Regions from separate parts of the Homo sapiens genome. Here region 1 is linked to region 2. The links are chromatin loops, found by intact Hi-C in ENCODE. Cell type or tissue: PC-3. All regions are shown on one strand. Links, peaks and the distances in the headings refer to the core of each region. The heading gives the core; the rest is flanking DNA.

Region 1 (12,454 bases), core at 2,814-10,813, 160 kb after region 2:
AAAGGACATCCATCTCTCTTTTTCTTAATTATTTATTTTATTTTTTGAGGCTGGAGTACAGTGATCCGATCTCGGCTTACCACAACCTTTGCCTCCCGGGTTCAAGCGATTCTCCTGTCTCAGCCTCCCAAGTAGCTGGGATTACAGGCACCTGCCACCACGCCCAGCTAATTTTTGTATTTTTAGTAGAGACAGGGTTTCACCATGTTGGCCAGGCTGGTGTCGAACTGCTGACCTCAGGTGATCCACCCACCTCGGCCTCCCAAAGTGCTGGGATTACAGGCATGAGCCACCACACCCAGCCCCCATCCCTCTTTACTCCTAAAAAGTTTGAGGGCTGTTTCAGCAGACAACACAAAGCTATAAGAAACCCATCCAGAAGCAGGAAAGAATGGCATTTCCGTAGCAAGTGCCAACCTTTCCAGCTGACTTTTTAAAGGCACATGTAAACATGAGAGAGAAGTAAGAGAAGGAGACACAGGCCTTCCAAACAGCCAAAGAGTTCATTTGAAAGAGGAAGTGTGCCACAAAAGCCATCCAAAACAAATGCAGTTCCTAATGGACTTCAAGAGCTGAAGGGGTTTTAAGTCCCATGGGGATTAAAAACAAGAACAAGCTCACCCTCAATCCCTCCGTCCATCCACAGAGCAACCAGCCATGGCCTCAGCGACTGGTTGGCTGTGCTGGTTCCCTGAGATCCAGAACCAGCTCTGATATGTTCCTCCAGGCACTGAGCTGAAGAGGAAGAGGAATCCTTTGGAAGAAAAGGGAGCATCAAAACTGCGATCTAATTTTCTCTGTTCCTGGGGGAATGTTGGGAGAGGAGTTTTTAGGCCCTTCACAGTATCTCAGTGTGTACAAACACACACACACAATCAATTTCTCAGGATGCGAGATGCTCCTGGGGTAGTCCTTTGAAACCTCATAATTCAGGGCAGAGTCAAATAGAATCAATGTTTACTGCTGCTCACTAACTTAGTTCATTCATTCATTCATTCATTCAGTCACTGGAGGCTTTCTCTAAGGGAGGCATTGCGCTAGGCACAGGTGGCAAAATAAAAATAAACCAGATGTGGAAACAATTCTCAAAAAGCAATTTCCATCCATCTGGAGACAGAATAAAGACAGTAGGCCCAACCCTGTGAGCAAGTAGAGCAATTACTTGATGTGACTTAAAAGGAAGCAGCAGCCTGCCCAGCCAGTCTTCTTTTCCTGGCCTGGTGCCCGTAATCCAAAGGGTTCATCCTTGAGTGTTTGTTGAATGCATTCACTCCTTTGGGTTTTCAAGGTTTCAAGGTATTGAGATTTTCACAGATTTGTACAAAACAAAGGAGAAGAAGGAGAAGTGATACATATCAAAGAACGTCAGTGGAGGGAGGGGGTAGTTCTTGAGCATTTCTAACGCTGGTCGAGGGAAAGACTTCAAGGAGAAGGTCATATTTAAATTGGGCCTTGCTTGGGGAGCTCTTAGAAATAAGCCAAGGGGTGAAAGGCCTTCTACACCAAAACCATAACCTAGCAACAGCTAATTCATATAGCAAATATTTGTAGATTATCTACTGCTGGGCCTTGGAGTACAGAAAGACCTAAGAAAACCCCCATAACCCCACTTTAAAGGGATCATATTTGAGAGATGGGGTGGGAGGAGAAGGCAGTTACAAGGCAGAAACAGGAAGCCACGGAGCTCAGGGCACTGTGGGGCTGGATGAAGAGCACCTGCCAGAACACAGAAGGTCAGGATCGTCTTCCTAGAAGAGCTGATGCCTGAGCTAAGTCCCGGATGACCTGGAGGAGGAAAGGGTGTCCCTACAGAGATGGCAGCACCTTCAGGGAAGTGGGAGAGGGCACTGTGATTTCAAGAGATCCCTCTGGTAGGAAGGTAATTTATGCAGAGGGATGAGTGAGACAGAGAAAGCAGAAGCAAGGAGCGGGTGTTATTGCTAAAAAATGTGTTTCATCTGGGAGGCCATCAGGCAACACCAAAAGATTTTAAGCTAGGAGTGAAAATGAAGACATCTGCCTTTTTTTACAAGTTCATTCCAGCAGCAGCATGACCATGGATTGAAAGCTGAGCTGCAGGCCTGGGAACCTGTTAAGGGGCTGTGGCAGCCCAGGATGAGGTATACAGGGCAGAATCAGTGGCTTCTAAGGAAGTAGAATCGGCAGGACTTGGTGACTGGCATGCTGTGGGTTTGAGGGACACAGGAGGGGCCCTGGATGATGCACCTGGGAATGGACATTGGTCAGCTTGGTCTTGACTGGAGAAACACACAGTCAAGGCCAAGGCCTGAGGGCTGGAGGCCAATGAAGCACTGAGATTTTCTGTCATGGAGCAGGGGTTTGCCTTACTAGAAAACCTTAATCCTCCATCCCCAACACTTCCCTAATGTTGGTATAAATCTATCCCCTGGGGCAATGGTGGGTAACCTAGGCTGAGAGGCTGTGAGAGGCTGAGATTGTCTTAATATCCCCCTCCACGCAACAGTGCCAGCTTTCCTTCCTCTAAGGACTTCACCTTCAGTGGGAGCCTCTTCCAAATTCCCTTCTTCTAATCCCCATCCTTTCCTTTACGACATGCTCTGAATTGATTTAAAGGAGTTTCCCTCCTGGGTGGTTGCATTTTAAGAGGGAATTCTAGGACACCTCAAAACCTACACAAGGAAGGGATTAAGACTTCATAAGATACACAGTACACACACACTCTCTCTCTCTCACACACACACACACACACACGTGCATAAGTAGTGGCTTGATTAGAACCTCAGACACCAGGAAAGCCAGCAGATGGAATATTTTTACACAGGAGGTTTCTCCACTCAAATCACACAGAGTAATCACAGTCTACTCTAAAGACCAGCCCCAGCCCCCTTCTCCCTCACTAACACCAGACCATCTCAAGTGGGCCTCGGGTCTTCTTCCTGATAAAGCCACTGGTTGCAGAGCTCTCATGGGGTCTATTTATTTAAGATGGCTAACTCTCCTCTCTCTCTTCCACCCTCCTCTACCTGCCAAGTCCACATTTTCCAAGTCCTCCTTCAGCCCACCCACATGGACACCATATCTGAAATCCTGGTAGTTCTTCTGTCCTAAGTCAAAGCAACTGGCAAGGCCTCCTGCAGACAGGGACAGAATGGAACAGGAGAAAAACACTGTCCCTTATTACCACCATGGGGAGTGACCAAGACATGCATGAACAAAATTCCTTAAAACTATACATACATGTGAAGAAAGAAAATTCACCCCTTGGCCATTTCTTGGTTAGAGAAGCTTTTTTTCATCTGCAAAGGTGGATGCCTCAAAGGCCCCCAAAGAGGGCTTTCTACAGGGTGTTGCTTTAAGTGTGGTGACACTCCCAGGCACCTGTTTCCCTCACTCACAACATTTACATGACCTCAGGCTTCTACTCTGTCATTAGTCAGGAATCATCCAGGAGAAGTCTACAAGCCAAGCACAGGAGGGCATATTAAGTCTTGTTGTCCTGCAGATATTTACACCACCATATAAAAATAGGTGACCGCAGCAGGAGAGATGGATGGAAGCCACGGAACCTAAAATGTCCCCCACTCTGGCAAAGAGGGAGACAGAGGCCTGCTGAAATAAAGCAGGTGTTTTCTGTTCTCAGACAGCCTCGGGCAATGAACTCTGGCCTGTATAGTTGCAAAAGGACCTCAACTCCATGTTTATGCTACTCCAGAGGAAAAGAGAAGAAGGTGAGCAAATGTTCCTAAAGCCCACAGAGGGCCCTGTGCATTTTAAATGCATCTAAGCCAACAGGGCAGCCAGGCTGAGGACAACTTCTCCAATGCAGCAATGGGTTCTGGGACAGAGGCACAGCCCAGAGAACCCCGAAGTAAATAAAGATAGAGGAAATGGAGCAGGGAAAATCAGCGAGGTGGGACTGCTGAGAGAAGGGAAAAAATGGAAGTAATTGGTTCTGGTAAGGGGAAAGGCGAAAAATCCAATAAAATGGGACTATTAAAGACCTAAGCAGCAAAGGAAATTTATTTTCTGTACCTGGAATCCCAAAGTCATCAGATGCTCTTTGTTCTCACCAATCAAAGGATAACACGACTTATTGTGTCCATGTACAACAGACACATATTTGTATTGTCACCATATTGTAATAGTTGTAACTCAATGACAATTCTGAAAGTGAGGGCTATTTTCTAGACACAAGTGGGCTCATTAACAGCGACTCTGAAAGCCACCATGTTTCTAGAAAGGCTTTTGATAAAGCTGATGGTAAACATTTTAATCGTAGCCATTCAGTAGCTTAAATCTAACACTTATTTGGATTAAATATATCTCAAGTTAGGCACTTGCTGCTTTGGGTTTTTGCACAGTTTTATGAATAGCTCTATTAAAATACTTGTATTTTAGTACATCTCATTTTCTGTTTTCCTATCCCACAAGGTGTAGAGGCCAGATAGGACACCTTAAATCTCCAGAGTCTGGCCCAAGGCCTAGCAGATGGTTAATAATTGGTAGTTGCAAGAATAAGTAAAAGCACAAATTACTAAATCTAGTGATATAAATCCCTCCCCATTAAAAAAAAAAAAAAAAAAAAAAAAAAGCTAGGCCCAGCCAGGTGGCTCACACCTATAATCCCAACGGTTTGGGAGACCAAGACAGGGAGGATGGCTTGAGGCCAGGAGTTCAAAACCAGCCTGAGCAACATAGTGAGACTCTCTCTCTATTTACAAAAAAAAAAAAAATCTACTCCATACCTACTAGGTGGCTAAAATCAAAAAGTCAAAAATAACAATTGTTATTAAGAACAGAGAAATGGAGAAATCAGAACCCTAATATGCTGATGGTGTAATTGTAAAATGGTCCAGCTGTTTTGGGAAGCAGTCCAGCAGTTCCACAAATGACTAAACATAGAGTTACCATGTGACCCAGCTATTCCACTCCTAGGTATATCTCCAAGAGAAATGAAAACATATGTCCACAAAGAAACAGGACATGAATGTTTATGGCAGCATTATTCACAATATCCAAAAGGTGGAAGCAACCCAAATGTCCATCAGCAGACAAATAGATAAGCCAAAGGTGGTGTATCCATACAAGAGAACATTATTTCGCCGTAAAAAAAAATAAAAGTACTGTTACATGCTACAATACAACATGGATGAATCATGAAAACATAGTGCTAAGTGAAAGAAGCCAGTCACAAAAGACTGCACACTCTATGATTCAATTCTCATGAAATTCCAGAATATGGAAATCCACAGGGCCAGGAAGGAGATTAGTGGTTACTCAGGGCTGGAGACGGCAAGTGTGTGGGAATAGGAGGGGGACAGCTGAACGATATGGGGTTTCTTCTCGAGGTGATGAAAATGTTCTCAAATTGACTGTGGTGATGGCTGCACATATCTCTGGATATACTAAACACTATTGAACTGTGTACTTTGTTTGTTTGTTTGTTTTTAGAGACAGTATCTCACTATGTTGCCCAGGCTGGACTCCTGGGCTAAAGGATCCTCCCACCTCAAGTGACCACAGCAGGAGAGATGGATAGAAGCCATGGAACCAGCTTTGTACACTATAATGCCCAGCTTTGTACACTATAAGTGGGTAAATTTTATGGTATATGAATTATATCTCAATTAAGCTATTTTTAAAAATTCTCTACTCATAATAAATACCAGAAATTTCTGTGGCTATTTTCTCCTTTAGAACTGTGTTAAACAGGTAGAAAATGGAGACTATTAGAAGAGATTCAATTTTCAATTTGGTGCTTCTATATTTATATGAAGCCTGAAGGCTGAGGTGGGAGGATTGCCTAAGTCCAGAGGTCAAGGCTGCAGTGAGCCATGATTACACCACTGTACTCCAGCCTGAGCTACAAAGCAAGACAGAAAAAAAAAAAAAAATCTTGTATATTAGCTACTCTGGAGTGACTCCTCAAATGAAGTCTCACAATGCGGGCTGAACTGAGAACCTGTTTTACTTAATGACCAAAGCTACTCCTACCTCAAATTTGGGTTTCTTTTAAGTTCTGAGATATAGTGCGGGTAGGAGGGACAATTCCATCTGAATTGAGGTCCTTTTTCAGTTTTATAATGTCTTTAGCTAGTTTTGATCATGAATTATGAATTTTGGATAAACTTTCATGTGACAAAACCAAGGAACAAAAACAAGGAATATGACTGGAAGCACTGATGACAATATCAAATAGTATAAAAGTCTAAGGAAGGAGGGTGGTAGTGGAGAAAGAGAAATCCAAAAACCCTAGAACTGAATCCCAGCTTGACTACTTCCAAGGTACACAACCTCTGGCAGGTGACTTGACCATGAACCTCAGTGTACTCATCTGTAAAATGGGGCTATTCATACCAGCTTCTGCATGTGATACTGTAAGTGACATAAAGAAGAGTAACTGACACACAGTCAACACTTGAGAAATACTTCTCCCTTCTTCCCAGATAGAAAATGCAAAATTGAGAACTCGTTGATGCTGAACAGGAACAAAGAAGGGAAAGAACAGATGACAAGGAATGGTGGAGTTAGAGGGAGTCTGAGTTAACAGAATGAGACCAAACAAATTCATTGTAGCCAGATAGTCCTGGACCAAAATGGGAGATAAGGCTTGCCTGTGTTCAAGGAAAAGGGGCATTAGACAAAACAGAGAGCAAAATGAGAACCGGACTGGTCTGTCTGTAAGCCTTTTGAGGTTTAGAAAGGAGCCAGTCCTTTCGAGAGCTTCATGCTGAGATATTCTGGAATTAGATAGGGATGTGGTGGATGACAGCAGGATGGGATTAAATGCAACAACCAGGATATGCAATTACTAACAAGTTACTCACTGTTCTCAGGGATAGTCCAAAAGCCTGGGTTTTAGGAAAGCAAGCCTTAATGGAAACAAACCAACGTCTAGTCCACATTAGAGTGTCTCCTTCTTTGATGCCCCATTGGGAGGAGGATGAAGTTGTGCAACTGTTTTTTGCTGAAGAGTAAAACAAGTTTTCAAACAGTGCCCTAAATCCCAGTGCCCAAATTTGTTACTGGCAATTGGGCGCCCTCTAGTGTCAGTGAGCAGGGATGCCACCCTTTGAAAGTCATAAAGTTGGGAAATCCTGTTGGGTTCCAGCTCTAGAAGGAACTGCCAAACAGCAATATTTACATGGGTACCTGGAAGGCAGGAAAAGGTTGAAGGAGCACCACTATGACACAAACGAGTTCTTCTGTCAAGAAGTTCTGGAACATAGTAAGTATTCATGAGATGTTTGTTGAAAGTGAATGACAATTAGGTCCATGACAGACAGTCCTGCATTAATGCCCCATCAGGATATTGACATGTAAAGAATACACCACCTGTCAAACCGATGCAGCAATGAAAAACTTGACTGCTCAGATCTTAGGATACTTTTTTTTTTTTTTTTTTTTTTGAGACAGAATCTCACTCAGTCACCCAGGCTGGAGTGCAGTGGTGCGATCTCAGCTCACTGCAACCTCCGCCTCCCGGGTTCAAGTGTTTCTCCTATCTCAGGCTTCCGAGTAGCTGGGACTAGAGGGGGGCCATCACGCCTGTCTAATTTTTGTATTTTTAGTAGAGACAGGGTTTCGCCATTTGCCCAGACTGCTCTCCAACTCCTGGCCTCATGTGATCCGCCCGCCTCAGCCTCCCAAACTGCTGGGATTACAGGTGTGAGCCACCATGCCCAGCCAGATCTTAGGATACTTTCTGAGTGATATAGTTGAGTAAGAACCATGGCTAGATCACTTAGCTGAAATTAAAGAAATTACTCCACTGGATCAACCAAAATATACATGTTGTAACAAAAGTAAATCCTCTTGGCCAGGTGCAATGGCTCACGTCTGTAATCTTGGCACTTTGGGAGGCCAAGGCAGGCGCATCACCTGAGGTCAGGAGTTCGAGACCATCCTGGCCAACATGGCGAAACCCTGTCTATACTAAAAATACAAAAATTAGCCGGGTGTGGTGGCACATGCCCGTAGTCCCAGCTACTCAGGAGACTGAGGTGGGAGAATGGCTTGAACCTGGAAGGCAGAGGTTGCAGTGAGTGGAGATTGCACCACTGCACTCCAGCTTGGATGACAGAGTGAGACTGTGTCTCAAAAAAAAATAATGAATTAATTAAGTCCTCTTTATAATTCCTCTTTTCCTTGCTGAGCTTTGGTGAGTCCATCTGCAAATTCAAGGGGAGCAGAGACTTTCCTCTAAGAAAAGATGACCTGTGATCCTGCATACCATTAGAGCAGTAAAACATGTTCAAGTTATTTCTCACCTATGCTGAGTCAGATGGGGGGAAAAAGATGCCCACTTCCATAGCCAGAGCTGTTTTTGCATCAGATCTGTTATTCATTGAGAGCAGAAGAAAAAATTAACCTCACACACTTACCTCAAATTGTTTGCCCATCTAGTTCGTTTGTTGCCAGAAACTTAGATTCAGTAGACTCAACAGCACATGAAGCAAGAATTCCCGAACTATTCCAGTTTTGCCCAGAAGGAATGCAAGGCATGAGAAGAAAAAAATTAAAAAAAAAAAAAAAACAGCCTTAGTATGCACTGATCCAGTTTGCTCATAGTGCCCCGATTGCTGGGGTAGCCAGCAATGCTTTGGAACCTGCCTTCTCCCTGCTGCAAGAACTTGGAGAGACATTCCCTGTGCAACCCCTGTGCAAATATAAGACATGCACCATGCCACTTTCATTTTGTTTCTTTTATTTTTTCATCTTTTTTTCTTTTTGTTGCTTACACCTGTAACAAAACTGCAACCCACACTACTTTCTTTGCTCATGAAACCTACAACACCTTCTGCTTCTTCCTTTGTGAATGCCATGTTGTACCTGTAGCCTATATCTATGTCCCCTGAATGGTCAAGTACCTGAACTTGAACATCCAGCAGAATGGCCTCAAATGTTATTTTACAGATTAGCCCTGCCCTGCCTTGTGGAAAAGCCCCAGAGGCCACACCTACCCATGGCTGATGTTTCAAATGACTATTCATTTGTCCCGGAAGTCACAGACAGATTTATGCCTCAGACACTCTGCAAAGAGGTACCCAGAGCACAGACTGAAAACTCAAATAATTATTCCCAATCTTCTTTCTGGGATCAGGAGAATAAATGGAGAGCAGATGCCTTAAATGCATCAAGAGCACATGGTGCTGCTGGAAAAGGGGTGCAAATCTGTCCCCCACACAAAGCCCTTTAGGAAAGGATGTCCAAGCACTCTGGAACTTACTCTACATTTCTAAAAGCGGGGTGAATCCCAAGGGGCTGGGCCAAGCCTGGGGGCGCTTTTGCATGCAGACCAGCCACTAGAGCAGGACCTGGTCTCCCAAGAGAGTCAGGGTCTCGCTGTCTTGCCCAGGCTGGTCTTGAAATCCTGCTGTCAGAGGCGTGTGAACCAGAGCAACTCCATATTAAATAGGAGCTGGGTAAAATGAGGCTGAAACCTACTGGGCTGCATTCTCAGTAAGCTAAGGTATTCTAAGTCACAGGATGAGATAGGAAGTCAGCATAAAATACAGGTCATAAAGAACTTGCTGATAAAACAGGCTGCAGTAAAGGAGTCGGCCAAAACCAAAATGGTGATAAGAGTGACCTCTGGTCGTCCTCACTGCTACACTCCCACCAGCGCCATGACAGTGTACAAATGCCACGGCAACGTCAGGAAGTTACCCTATATGGTCTAAAAAGGGGAGGCATGAATAATCAACCCCTTGTTTAGCATATCATCAAGAAATAACCATAAAAATGGGCAACCAGCAGCCCTCAGGGCTGCTCTGTCTATGGAGTAGCCATTCTTTTATTCTTTTACTTTCTTAATAAACTTGCTTTCACTTTGCAAAAAAAAAAAAAAAAATTCTAAACGTGAGGCAGGTAGGCGAGCATTAGGAGTAGAAAGTCAGGCTCCCAGCTGGCTACCATATTTAACTGGTTTCTATTTTAAGTAAGGACTATAAGGAAAGAGGTGGGAGACAGGGCAGAGCCCCGCATGTGCTCTGCAGGAGCATTACTCACCAGGTCATTACTCACCAGGGCGCTTTTAAAATCTGGGAGCCCTGCAGGGGGTTTCCTTTGCAGGCTCACAGCTAATGTAGAAGAATGAGGGCTTCTCTTCTCCTGCCTTCTTTTCAGGGCTCCTAACCTTCCAACGCCCAGAGTGCTCTCCCAGTGGGTGGGTCAAAATAGCTTACCCAGAACTCCAGGAGGAAGAGAGGAGGAGATGCAGAGTTGGTAATGGCACTCCAACATTCTGATGGCAGAACTGAAGAGGTTAAATAGGTGGTGGGACATCGTAACATGAAACAATAGTTCAAATCCAATAGCAAAACCTCTTAATTCATCCTCATAACATGATATCATAAAAGGCCCTTTTATTAGTTCTTAGAAAAAGATATTCTTGGCCAGTCGTGGTGGCACACATCTGTAATCCCAGCACTTTGGGAGGCCGAGGCAGGATAATCACTTGAACTCAGAAGTATGAGACCATCCTGGATAACATGGCGAAACTGTGTCTCCACAAAAAACACAAAAATTAGCCAGGTGTGGTGGTGTGCACCTGTAATCCCAGCTATTCAGCAGGCTGAGGCAGGAGGATCACTTGAGCCCAGGAGGTCAAGGCTGCAGTGAGCTATGATTGTGACATGCACTCCAGCCTGGGCAACACAGTGAGAACTCATCTCAAAAAAAAAGAAAGAAATGAAAAAGAAAAAGGCATTCCTGATGGAACCTGCTAGACATCCATGGAGCTAAACTTTCTATTTGTGCTATCCCAAATAGAAAATCCATAGTGCCTGATTTTATTGTAAAACACATTTATTTAAAGAAATCAAAAGTTTTTTCCACATCCTATTAAATCCCTAAATCTCATTATAAGTTGACTATAAGTAACCATTGATTGAATTTTGCCATCAAATAGAATTTAGTGCCCTCAAGTTCACAGCATTGGGTGAAGTATTATACACAAAGTAATTCAGACAATATCTCAGAATCTTAAACTATATCAATACCCTATATTACATTATAAACCATTTCCAAAAAACTTTTTGTAAAGTGCTTCCTGTTCAAGCAGACAGCTGAGCCCAACCAATGAGAAAGGATTCATCATAATAATAAGAGTCACATTGAATACTGCTTCCCAAGTGCAGACACTGTTCTAAATTGCTTTATCCAAATGAGCCTGTGTAAGCCTCTCAACAGCTCCTTAGACATACTCTCAGGATCCTCATTTTACTGGCAGGAAATAAAAGGATGACTGTAGAAGCAAACTTAGAGTAACTAACAGCCTCCACTTAAAACTAGGTCAACAAGTTTGCCAATCTCTAAACTCCAGTCCAAATAACTTTTTTTTTCCACGTCAGACGGGTAATATGCCAACATCATAACAAGCTCACACATGCGCGTGAAAACCCAATCATCACGCTTATGAACTACAAAAGGATTCAAATAGCTCTTCTTTCAAGTTCAAAACACAAAAATGAATTTTACTCTCAAATCTAAAATTTGCAACACCAGGTTTGTCATATCACACAAAGCTATTTTCATTAGCTATCTGAAAAGCAGGGAAGAAACCTTTTTCTCAGTCGAATAAAACCACACATACCTTTGAAGCAGCAGGCAACCGTCAGTGCCCCTACTGTTGGAGAAGCCTCTACTCCTTTTATTTGATTTTTTTTTTTTTTTTTTTGAGACAGAGGGTCTCACTCTGTCACCCAGGCTGCAGACTCATTCTCCCAGGCTCAAGTGATCCACCCACTTCAGTCTCCCACGTAGCTGGGATGCACCACCACACCTGTCTAATTTTGTTCATTTTTTTGTAGAGACAAAGTCTCACTATGTTGCCCAGGCTGGTCTCAAACTCCCGGACTCAAGGGATCCTCCCACCTCAGCCTCCCAACTTGCTGGTATTACAGGCGTGAGCCACCCCTCCCAGCTCCTCTTTTTCCTTGATACTGTTCTTTTTCCTCTCTTGGCCTTTCTGCCGCTTTGACATTCCCCTCTGGGGAAGGTGGGGAATTTCAAAACCAGTTTACCATGGTGCATCTCCCGCAAGGAAAAAAACAAATACCAAAATATCAAACTTCTACTAAAAGTTTTTAAAAGTTTACCTAAGGCCAAGCACGATGGCTCATGCCTGTAATCCCAACACTTTGGGAAGTCGAGGTGGGCGGGTCACTTGAGGTCAGGAGTTCGAGACCAACCTGGCCAACATGATAAACCCCATCTCTACTAAAAATGCAAAAATTAGCCCGGCGTGGTGGCTCATGCTTGTAATCCCAGCTACTAGGGAGGCTGAGGCAGGAGAATTGCTTGAGCCTGGGAGGCGGACGCTGCAGTGAGCCGAGATTGCACCACTGCACTCCAGCCTGGGTGACAGGGTGAGACTCTGTCTCAAAAAAACAAACAAACAAAAAAAGTAAGTTTACCTAAAGCAGCAAATGATTCTGCTTACACAGTAAAGCCATCAAAGAGATGGGCA
Region 2 (12,454 bases), core at 1,444-9,443:
ATGTTGGCGTCCACCCCAAATGCAATGGCAAGCCGCTGGAGGTGTTGAGCAAAGCATGATATAATGATGCCTACATGTTAACAGAATCACTCTGAGAATAAGTGAAGGGGGTCGGAGCAGATGTGGGGTGACCAGTGAGGAGTTACTGCAAAATGTATGTCGTCTCTTAATGAGTTTGGTGCTTGGGGAGGGAGCTATGCACGATATGGACAGAGCTCTGTCCTCATGGTACTAATATTGTGGTTCTCAGATGTGTCCTGGGGGCAGTAAGCACTGGGGAGCAGTGCCCTGAGCAGGGGGCTTCCCCACCAGTGAACCAGGATGGAGGCCAAGTGGAGAGGCTGGTGTCAATGCAAAGTGGGCAAAGGTGTGAAGCCACACCAGGGTGAGTCCACGGAGGAATGGCTCTTCAAGAAGAAAGTGGACCAGCCCAGGCCAAGGGCAGGGAAAAAGATCTAGCCACATGGGCCTGGCCTGGCATACCATGGTTTAACAGGTGTAGTAAAAGCAGAGAGGAGGCCTTCCCAGTTCATCTCTGTGCCCTGGGCCATGGGTGCCTCGGGGCTGAGTTCTGGGACATAGGAGTGAGGTCCTGCAAGCTGTGGTTCTGGTAAAGGTGGGTCCCACGGCCAAGTTCTAGGTCATCTATAGACTGGGGCCTTTTAAAAGGCTATAAGACAGAGCTGGGCATGGTGGCGCATGCCTGAATTCCCAGCTACTCAGGAGGCTGAGGCAGGAGGAGGATCACGTGAACACAGGAGTTCAAATATAGCCTAAGGAACACAGCAAGGCCCGTCTCTAAAAATAAATAAATAAATAAAATAAAATGAATAGACTCTAAGGCAGAATGAGTTGCCATTCTGGGCCAGATGGCACACACTTTTCCAGCGGGGCAGTGAGCTGTCTGCAGCAAATTCATTTTCGGTGTTGGGGACGGGAACTGTGTTGCAGAGACCCACCCAGCAGTGCAGTGTGGAGGTAGAATCACAGTGCCTCCTCACACTTGCCAAGTCCTCCACCCTCCATCCCACACGCCTCTCAGAATAACCCCGCAAAATCACCATGACCCACATCTCACAGATGAAGGACTGAGGCAGGAGTGGTTAGGAAATTGTCCAAAATCACACAGCCAGTGGCTGGAGGGATCTAGACTTGAACCTAGGCCTGTGATCCCTGTTTGGTGCCTGTCCTCCTGCAGAGCAAGGATATTTGGACAGGGAAGGCCCCTACAACCCAAAACCAAACAGCCAAGATGGCAACACTTGGGCCCCCCAGGCCAGGCTGGGAACCACAAGGGAAGCCAAGCTCAGCCACCCCAGGCCTCTCCTCTCTGGCGGAGCCTCCCTCATCTGTGAAGCAGAGATGATGAGAGCTAAGTCATGTTCTCCAAGGTTAAGATCAAACACCAGACATGTCTCTTTCCCTCATCCCTTTAGAAATCTTTACTGCCCATGTACTATGTGCCAAGCCTCATGCTGGGTGCTAGGGATACAGATGAAGAAACAGATGGGCCCTCGCCGTCAAGTTGTCCACCTCCCAGTGGGCAGAGGTACAGGTGAGCAGGCAATGGCATAACTGGGTGATCCCTCAGACTCACAACTCATGCTCTACACGTGGCTCTGCCAGGTCCCACTGCAAAACATGACCGTGGACACTCAGCAGCAGCCGTGCCACTGTCCTGCCCACTGCCTGCTGCCAGCCCACCTCCTCGGCCAGCCCAAGCTCCCAGAGCCCTGCAGAACACCAGCAGAGCTGGGGAACACGAGCAGAGCTGAAGTCACACAGACTTCGTCCCCCAGTCCCTGCTCCTTTCCTGAGACGGACAGGAAGGCAAAAGGAGCAGGTCCCTTCCAGCACGTAATAGCCACAGCCTGAGTGGGGGCTGCACGCCCTGCCCACCTCGCTCCAGCTCCCCTTCTCATGAGGCCAACCAGAGCTGACGAAGCTGCCGGTGCAGGCCTCCAGATGGATGGCTGCAGGCTCTGACACTGCAGGAAAGAGATAAATGACTGGTCATTTCCCCCTGATGCACTTGAAGGCATCCATTCTCCCAGCCGTACCAAGCTCAGGCAACCCCCACCGCCCAGAGACAGATAAGCACTGACAGATGGGGGTGGGAGCCGGAGCGTCCTTCCCCCTCGGAAGGACACAGCCAGACTCCTCTGCAGGCCGGGAGAAGGTCGCGTTGTCCATTGGCTCACACCTGGCTCGAGGCTCCGCGGGTCCCTTCCTCCATCTCCCCGTTCTTGCCCACCCCCGCCTGGCTCATCCATCTGAAGAGCACACGGCAGAGGGGGAAGGCTGGGGGCAGAAGGAGCCGCTGACAGGCTCATCAATCTCAGGTTACATGCTTGGCACCTCGGCGTTCCTTAAGTTGTTCCCGGATTGGGAGGGTGTCGCAGGAGCCAGGGGCACTGTCTTGAGGAGAAGAGAAATCGCACCGAACATCAGAGAGCAAATGGTGGAGAAGCCTGGAGACTATTAAAATGTGGGCCATGTACAAAAGCAGTAGGGAACTAATTAAGATGCAGGATTTTCAAAAGCTGGGGAAGTTGGCCGCAGCCTGCTCCCATCTGTAGAGTTCTGGCAGTTCAGCGCAGCAGGGACAGCACCCTGGGTGGGTGAAGTAGGCCTCACCACCCCTGCTCGAGCTGGCCAGACTCAAGTCCCTCCGCCTGGACCACCCCTTTGGGAGATACCCCTCTGCAGGTCCCTACGACTTGCTTGTTGGCCAGCCTGTGGCCCTCTCTGCTTTGGGACACCTTAAGCCACTGTCGTCTTCGGGGTGCATGCCCTCTTGTCTGAGTTTCCCCCAACGACATGGGATGGGGGCGATCATCCTGGTCGTTCATCCCCAGTCATTGAAGGACTGCCAAAAACAGAAAAAATACAAGAGAAAGAACACTATCCCTGGCTGCCCTCCCTCCCATCACCCTCGGAATTCGGCAAGGGTGGCAAAGAGCCACCCTGCTCCCCAAGAGTCCTGGAGCAGAAGGGATCGACAAGGCCTCAGGTGCATTCCAGGTACAGGAGGAGCGTCAACTGTAAAGCCCTTTTCATCTGCGGGTCCAGGATAAGTGAGTGTGTCGGGCCTTCAAGCAACATGGCAGCAGCTCCAGCAGGCTCCCCATAGGGAGCATCACCAGGATCCTGGCATCACCAGGATCCCCTGGGAAATTAGCTTCCTAATTCTGTGCCGCAGTTTCCCAACCTCTAAAATGAAGATAATATCTGTCCTAGACCATGGGGACCGAAGGTCTGGGGTTGAAAGATGCTAAATTGATCTAAGCAGACTATCTGGGCATTTACTTCAAGGGGACACAAGTAAAAGTTTGTTCCCAGCCTTTGTCTTTTCTTCATTCAAAAAAAAAAAAAAAAGGAAAAGAAAAAGAAAGAAAGTGAAGTTAAAGGCCTCTTTTTTAATCAGCTGGCTTTTGCCCAACATCTGCTGTGCTCCCAGGCCTTCTGGTGGATATTTACTCTCCACCTTTCTCTTCTGCCAGCTCCACTCCCCCTTCACAAGGACAGAGCCCTTTTCCTGGGGAGATGGTCCGGGGGAGGCCCCTTGCTGGCACCAGGCCCCTGCCCAAGTCTTTGTGTTGTAGAATTGTGATGTCTACATCATGAAACACCTTGCATTCGCCTCTGTGGCCAAGTGCAAGCTGCAGAGAACACTGAACTCAATTGTCAGTCACTGGGGAGAAATAATGTTGTGTGTGTTGTCCTTCAGATGCCCAGGCAAGTAGGAGGTTGCAAGATGTTTATTCAAGACTGACTAGAGGGGTGACATTTGGCAGGAGAAACACATAGGTCCAGGGACACTGAGAACACTTGCAAATTCCAAAGAGTTCTTCCCAGATCTCAGGCCCTTCCTATCCCCATGCAGACAGATTTTTATTTTCAGCAAATAATAAAGAAACAGAAGAGGGATGGTGCATTTACCACACTGAAGGGGTGAGGACAGCAGGACTGGGAGTCACTCCAGGAGGGAATAATTTCACCCAGGAACAAATGACTCGATGTCAGCCAAGACCCAGCTCCCCACTTTTTTTGAGCCAGGGCCTCCCTCTGTCACCCAGGCTGGAGGGCAGTGGTGCAATCATGGCTCACTGCAGCCACAACCTCGCGGACTTCATTGATCCTCCTACCTCAGCCTCCCTAGTAGTGTCACCCTACAGGTGCCCACCACCACACCTGGCTAATTTTTGTATTTTTTGTAGAGACAGGTTCTTGCCATGTCACCCAGGCCCAGCTCCCCACTTTCCAGCCTGAAAGGTCCACTCATCCCACATGAGCAAAGTGCTTCGGGGGACTGAATCAGAAAAGGATGGTTCTGTGGCACTGTCCTCAGATCTTCTCCAACAGCCCTCAAGATTCTTGAACGTGCACCCCCCACTCTTTGCCCTGACCTGGTTTCCTGACACAGCTCCGCAGACCTGAGCTCAGAGAAAACTCTGACCCTCGTTACCCCTGGACTTCGTTGCTGAAACCTGCCCATCACTGCTGGACTCAGGCAGGGACAGAAAGGAATACAGGAGGGACAAGCTGAATGTTGGCATAAATTTTTTGTGACATCTCCTCACTGTCCATAGGAGAGTCTGACGTGGAAAGAAACTCATGCCTTGAGACAATTCTGCTCCAGGCCAGTGGCCCCTCAGTCTCTTGAAGAGCAGGCAGACTATTCTCCCTCTTCCCGGAGGAGATGAGGACATGTCAGGGTGTGCTGACGGCAGAACCCAGGTGGGCTTCAACAGTACTAGGCAAAACTAGATTCCTGAGCATCCTCTGTCAAGGGGAGGTCACACCAGGAGGCTGGGAGGGAAGATGAGGAAAAGACAGGCATCCTCAGGGGGTGGGTGTGGAGGGGCACCATGGGTGGGTGGGTTGGTTGGTTGGGTTCTTTCCAACATAACTCAGCCTTCCAGTTTCCATAAATTTAAAGAGATGCAACCCAGGATGGACAAATTATCGTTCTTCAGCAAGTTTTGCCCAGAGGATTATATACAATGTTGTACAATTTGCTTTTTGTTGTGCAATTTGTTTTTTTTCGCCACTTAGCAATATATCTTTAACATCTCTCCATATTTTTTTTACTCATTCTTTTAAAGGACAAAATAATATTCCATTCATAGAATATACAAGTACTATATATTTAACTAGTCCTCATCAATGGATCTTCTGGAAGTTTCCATTCTTTGTTGTTATTACAAACCATGCCACAATAAAAAATATATACCCAATATATATTATATGCATATATTCATTTATAGAATAAGTTCCTAGCAATAGAATGTCTAGGTCAAAGAGCATGTGTGTTTTAAATACTGGTAGGTACTATTCATTGTACCTCAAAAAGGTCATACCAATTCCGTTGCAATGTGTAAAAAAGAGCCTCTCCCTCCATCTCCATCTCTGTTTCCCTCACCTGCTCCCCTCTCCTTGGGAAGGTCAGCCTCAGTCCACCCAGCTAATGATCCTCACCTCCTAGGAATTTGCAGCAAATTCTCCAGAGACTCTGGCCAATGACTCTATCCTGAGTCACGCGCGAAGTATCAGCCAAAAAACTGAGCTCTCCTTGAGCCCAAATCAAATGGAATAAAAATAAGAGATAGTTATTTTAAAATACTGTCCGAGTTAGCCCTGTTAACCCTCCTGAGGGAGGACATACCCCCAAAAAAGGGAGGAGTCCTCTCAAGTGGAAACTGCATTTTATGAATGATGAGGGCAGAGCCTCTGGAAGTTGGGCAGGTTGTGCCCTCAAAGGGACCCCCACCAGGTGCACAGAAGAGGGGCTGAGATCTAGCTCGTGCTCTACTAACCCACCAGAAAGGGCATCATACGTTTTGTAAACGTCCACCCCCCAGGGGGCACCACCCTCCACTTTTGCACAAACAAAACCATATGTGCTAGTCAAGGCCCTGGATGAAGTCACTCTTCTGAAATTTTGGCCTGTGCAAAAAATTCAAATGCAAACTTGCATCACCTCTGGGAAGACAGTGGGTACATTTCTTTGGCTGCGCTGTTTCTCATTCTCTAGATGGGCCCTGGCTGCTTGGAGGTACCAGGCTGAGGCTCGTTACCACTGACTCCAGGGCACTCCGACGGCCTCTTCATTCACCACCCGCAGCTGCAGGCTGGCATGGTGGTACATTCTGGGAGCCAGGTGCAGCCCCGGCTGTTCAGACTCAGAAGAGGATTGGGAAATGACAAGCATCTGCCCTAGGGTTTGTGGGGGTTGTTTCTGTGTTTTTAGCAGGCCTAGTAGTAGGTCTGTTTACCCAAAGAGGGGAACAAGTTCCTCTGAGAAGGTGCTCTGCCATGTGACAGTCACGCATTCCAGCCCCGGCTGTTCATTGCTTCTCAGCATCTGGGGGCTGGTGTGGAGGAATAAGCCTGCCTTGGGGGAACCCAACTTTTCCCCCGAGGGCGGATAATTGCAAAGGCCAGCACCTGTCTCTGCAGATGGGGTCCTTCCCCGGGACCCTGCCCATCCCTGGGGTGGACTTTCACCACTGGAAACCTGGTCTAGCCACTTCTGCCTCATGCTTGGGCAGAGGCTGAAGAAGCCTCTCAAATGATCACAGATACAAGACGCCATGTGCAGGTGGGGACTTGGCTATGGCAAACCGCTAGCCCTAGGTTCTTCCTTTCCCTTCCCCTCACATGTTACGGCAGGCCCGACAACGGGGCATGGCCAAAGCAGGCTGTGAACTCAGCTGCTCCACGTTCACCCACAGGCCAGGCATAAACACTGGCAGGCCCGTGTGCCCAAAGTAAATGTTTTTAGGCAGAAGGCACAAACACTCAAGAAATAGCTGCCTGCCTCAGTCCCACCAACATGGGCTCCTCAGATACATGAGCAGCACAACAAATTCTTCTTGGCTCTGTCCACAGTCTGATTTCTCTCACCTCTAAAATGGGCTCACAACCCTCTTACCTCTTCCTTCCCTCTCTACCTTCCAGGGCTATGGTAGGGACCAAGGAGCTGACATGAAAGAAAATGCTGCATGAACTACAGCATGCTCTTCGGACTCTGGTTATGATGATGATGATTAACCAGAGTGTCCCATCCCCTGGGTGGCAGCAATTGGTTGTGGGGGGGTAATAACCCCAGCCAGCTAATCTGTCCTTCCTAGGTCTTCTCTGCCACAGCTGTTGAGGGTGACTGCCTTTCTGCTGGGTGTGGTATGTGCTGAGACTGGAGCTGCTGGCAGCCCCCTCACTTACCCTATGAGGAGAAGAGAGTGTTAAAGGTACAGAGAGACTGGCTGGGTGTGATGGCTGATCCCTATAATCCCAGCATTTTGGGAGGCCCGAGGCAGGAGGATTGCTTGAGGCCAGGAGTTTGCAACCAGGCTGGGCAACATAGTGAGACCCCCGTCTCTACAAAAAAAAAAAAAAAAATAGCTAGGTGATATGGTTTGGCTCTGTGTCCCCATCCAAATCTCATCTTGTAGCTCCCATAATTCCCACGTGGGAGGGACCCAGTGGGAGATGATCAAATCATGGGGGAGGGTCTTTCCCATGCTGTTCTTATGATAGTGAATGGGTCTCACGAGATCTGATGGTTTTAAAAACAAGAATTTCTCTGCACAAGCTCTCTCTTTGACTCCTGCCATCCATGTAAGATGTGGCTTGCTCCTCTTTGTCTCCCCAGCCATGTGGAACTGTAAGTCCAATAAACCAGTTTCTTTTGTAAATTGCCCAGTCTCAAGTATGTGTTTATCAGCAGTGTGAAAACAGACTAATGCAGTAAATTGGTACCAGTAGAGTGGGGCATTGCTGAAAAGATACCCGAAAATATGGAAGCAACTTTGCAACTGGGTAACAGGCAGAGGTTGGAAAAGTTTGGACGGCTCAGAAGAAGACAGCGAAATGTGGGAAAGTTTGGAACTTCCTAGAGACTTGTTGAATGACTTTGCCCCAAATGCTGATAGTGATATGGACAATAAAGTCCAGGTTAGGGTGGTCCCAGATGGAGATGAAAAATTTGTTGGGAACTAGAGCAAAGGTGACTCTTGTTACATTTTACCAAAGAGAATGGGGGCATTTTGCCCCTGCCCTAGAGATTTGTGGAATGTTGAACTTGAGAGAGATGATTTAGGGTATCTGGTGGAAAAAATTTCTAAGCAGCAAAGCATTCAAGAAGTGACTTGGGTGCTGTTAAAGGCATTCAGTTTTATAAGGGAAGCAGAGCATAACAGTTTGGAAAATTTGCAGCCTGACAATGAAATAGAAAAAAAAAATCCATTTTCTGAGGAGAAATTCAAGCTGGCTACAGAAATTTGCATAAGTAATGAGGAGCCCAATATTAATCCCCAAGACAAAGGGGAAAATGTCTCCAGGGCATGTCAAGGGTCTTCACGGCAGCCCCTCCCATCACAGGCCTGGAGGTTTAGGAGAAAGAAATGGTTGTGTGAGCCAGGCTCAGGGTCCTTCTGTTATGTGCAGCCTAGGGACTTGGTGTCCTGTGTCCCAGCTGCTCCAGCTGTGGCTGAAAGGGGCCAACATAGAGCTCAGGCTGTGGCTTCAGAGGGTGCAAGCCTCAAGCCTTGACAAATTCCATGTGGTGTTGAGCCTGTGAGTACACAGAAGTCAAGAACTGAAGTTTGGAAACCTCTGCCTAGATTTCAGAAGATGTATGGAAATGCCTGGATACCCAGGCAGAAGTTTTCTGTAGGGGTGAGGTCCTCATGGAGAACCTCTGCTAGGCAGTGTGAAAGGGAAATGTCGGGTGGGAGCCCCCACACAGAGTCCCACCTGGGGCACCACCTAGCGGAGCTGTGAGAAGAGGGCCACCATCTTCCAGATCCCAGAATGGTAGATCCACTGACGGCTTGCACCTTGCACCTGGAAAAGCCGCAGACACTCAATGCCAGCCCATGAAAGCAGCCAGGAGAAAGGCTATACTCTGCAAAGCCACAGGGGTGGAGTTGCCCAAGATCATGGGAACTCACCTCTTGCATCAGCATGACCTGGATATGAGACATGGAGTCAAAGGAGATCATTTTGGAGTTTTAAGATTTGACTGCCATGCTGGATTTTGAACTTGCATGGGGCCTGTAGCCCCTTTGTTTTGGCCAATCTCTCCCACTTGGAATGGCTGTATTTACCCAGTGCCTGTACCCCCATTGTATCTAGGAAGTAACTAACTTGCTTCTGATTTTACAGGTTCATAAGCAAAAGGACTTGCCTTGTCTTGGATGAGACTTTGGACTGTGGACTTCTGAGTTAATGCTGAAACGAGTTGAGACTTTGGAAGACGGTTAGGAAGGCATGATTGGTTTTGAAATGTGAAGATATGAGATTTGGGAGGGGGCAAGGGCAGAATGATATGGCTTGGCTCTGTGTCCCCAGGCAAATCTCATCTTGTAGCTCCCCTAATTCCCACGTTGTGGGAAGGACCCGGTGGGAGATGACTGAATCATGGAGGTGGGTCTTTCCCATGCTGTTCTCATTCTAGTGAATGGGTCTCACAAGATCTGATGGTTTTAAAAACAAGAGTTTCTCTACACAAGCTATTTGCCTGCTGCCATCTGGGGAAGTTGAGGCTGCAGTGAGCTGTGATCGTGCCACTGCAGCCAGGGTGACAGAGTGAGACCCTGTTTAAAAAAAAAAAAGAAAAGAAAAGAAAAAAAAGTAAGAAAGAGAGAGAGAGGTAAAGAGAGACATGTAGCCCTCACTACGCTCACTATGCTTGAGCACCTGGATGTAGCTATGCCTGAAGCCAGATAAACCCTGGGATTTACTGGTACATGAGCCAACTTTCCTTTTTCTGCTTAAGATAGTTTGACTTGAGCTTCCAATGTTTATGACTAAAGGAATTCCAACTATCTCTTGGTTATTTTAATAATTTATATATTAGTTTTATGATCATAAAATAAAGTTTTTAAGAGAAGAAGCCTGGCTAAAGTTTCTTTAAGTTAGTATACCTATCAATAGTATGAGGAAGCAGAAAAAGTATTGAACAGGGAAATCAGGCAACCTAGATTCTCTGCTGGACCCACAAAAATTGCTGTATGACTTTGAACAAGTTTCTTAAACTGTCTAGACTCCAATAAAATAAAGAATCAGAGTTAGTGATATCTAAGGTATCGTATAGTGCTAAAAGTCTTTGCTTCTATAAAAGAAGACCTAATTAGTCTGATATAAATTGTTCTTAACCAAGACTTTTTATAGAAATGTTAAGAATAAAGACTAATAATTTAAAACATGTCAAGCACTTATAATAAAACCCTTTAAATTGACAACTTACATATGAGACGTCCTCATATATACATGCAAAATATTCATTGCATCACTCACTGGTTAAATTGGAAAATTTAGAAACAAAAATTGAGAACAGCCCGGTTAGACAAATTCATACAATGGAATATTATGTAATTACAAAAACGAAATGAAGAAACTTTATATTTTGCTGTGGACAATATCTAAGGCACATTTTTAATTGAAAAGTGCAAAATCCAAAGTGGTTGTGCTGTGTAAAAAGAGGAGGGAAAGTCAGATAGATTTAATTCCTGGTGCATGCATGGATTATCTCTTGAAAGAATCTCAAAAAAAAAAAAAAAAAAAAAAAAAACCTGCTACCACTGATTACCTTTGGAGAGACTGGGTCTTATTTTTCATGATACAGTATATCCTTTTATCTTTTGAATGTCAAAATATGTGACTGCCAGGCACAGTAGCTCCTGCCTGTAATCTTAGCACTCTGGGAGACCGAGGCAGGAGGATTATCTGAAGCCAGGAGTTTAAGACTAGCCTGGGTAGCATAGTGAGACCCTGTCTCTACAGAAAAGACAAAATTAGCCAGACATGGTGGCATGCACTTGTAGTCCCCACACACTGAGGAGGCCAAGGTGGAAGGAGTGCTTGAGCTCAGGAGTTGGAGGCTATAGTGAGCTCATTGCAACTACTGCACACCAGACTGGGCAACAGAGCGTGACCCTACCCTCTAAACAAAAATTAAAAAATAAAATTAAAAAAACTGTACATGTAACTGTATTACCTACTCAAAGTCAAATAAATTTTGGAAGTTTTTAATTTAAAAATTACATAAGGCTTTTTTGGTACTTATGGTCATGTCAGGGTGACATGTAGCCTAGCTACCTGTAAGTCTTCGAGACCAGCATTTCTCACACTTCATCGTGCATTCTGAGGATGCACTCCAGGGGATCGTGATAAAATGCAGGTTCTGATGCAGCAGGTCTGGAGCAAGGACCAAGCTTCTGCACGTCTGACAAGCTCCAGGTGATGCTGCCGCTGCAGGCCAGGACCGCACTTTGAATGTAGGTCTAGAACCACACTGATCAATACGGTCACCACTAGCCACCTGTGGCTACTGAGTGCTTGAAATGTGGCTAGTCCAAAAAGAGATGTGGGGATGTGTAAAATACACAATGGAATTGAAAAAGAGTATCAAAAAAGATCATAAATGATTTTATATCGATGACATGCTGAAATGATGTTTTTGATATGTTGGGTTAAATGGAATATATTATTGAAATTCATTTCCCCTGTTTCTTTTTCCTTTTTTTAATGTAACCACTAGACAAAGTAAAACAACACACATGGCTTGCATTATATTTCTATTGCATCATGCTGTCTAGGAGAACCTGATCTCCTACAACCTGCAACAAGGCAGGGGTTGGGACAACCTTGTCATCACCCTGGAGTATTTGCAAGGGTCTGTAAATTGGTATAAGGACACTGGAGACTTGGGAGAGAGCACATTGAAGAATCTGGCACCCACTCACCCCTAACAAATAAAACTTCTATTTAAGTGAAATACGGATTGAAGCGAACAATCAAAGCAGTCGTAACCCTGGAACTGTAGGTAGAGCTTTTGCAGAGCAGAGTCAGCCTAAGGGACCAGTGTTGCAAGGAAGGAGTGAGGTACCTTTGCCAGGCAGCCAGGCTTGACAGTCTGCAATGCTGTGGTGACAGTGGGAGGAAGTATGTCAACTCTACTTGCACCACTGAACAGCACTGTCCCTACCACCCTGAGTCACATCCCAGCCTGGCACCCTCAAAAACAAAGATGCGTTTAAAGCTAAGGGCCTGGGGTAATCACTTGGCTTGCTGCAACACAGACACAGGTCTGAAGACAGCCAAATAGTCAGAAGTGTAATATTAGATCAGCATAGGCCAGGCATGGTGGCTCATGCCTATAATCCCAGCACTTTGGGAAGCCAAGGCAGGCAGATCGCTTGAGGCCAAGAGTTCAAGACCGGCCTGGCCAACATGGTGAAACACTGTCTCTACTAAAAACACAAAAATTAGCTGGGAGTGGTGGTGCACATTTGTAATCCCAGCTACTCGGGAAGCTGAGGCAGGAGAATCACTTGGACTCGGGAGGCAGAGTCTGCAGTGAGCCGAGATTGCACAACTGCACTCCAGCCTGGGCAACAAAGCTAGACTCTGTCTCAAAAACATATATATATTAGATTAGTATAGA

Evidence for each region. Peaks named below come from ENCODE experiments on the same cell type or tissue, not always from the same donor. Only the 100,000 strongest peaks of a DNase experiment are listed, where the experiment ranks them.
Region 1: a loop joins it to region 2, with 2.9 times the contacts of the local background. A loop is called at or near these places in 22 of 110 quality-filtered maps.

The regions. Positions count from the first base shown.
Region 1 is chr14:72,898,107-72,910,560 of GRCh38, forward strand. LOC107984711 (a long non-coding RNA gene) reads right to left here and starts at 10,236. Exons shown (of 3, transcript XR_001750998.1): 1 at 9,994-10,236; 2 at 8,367-8,452. It also overlaps the pseudogene LOC124903429. In PC-3, for the core only: CTCF peaks have their summits at 7,026 (motif pointing left) and 7,231; DNase peaks (open chromatin) are centred at 7,005 and 9,995.
Region 2 is chr14:72,740,239-72,752,692 of GRCh38, forward strand. All of the region lies in intron 3 of DPF3 (double PHD fingers 3), which reads right to left. Among named protein-coding and RNA genes, the nearest start is that of DPF3, 150 kb to the right of the region's middle. RefSeq lists an enhancer at 1,844-2,801. In PC-3, for the core only: a CTCF peak has its summit at 5,841 (motif pointing right); DNase peaks (open chromatin) are centred at 5,503 and 5,893; H3K27ac peaks cover 858 bases.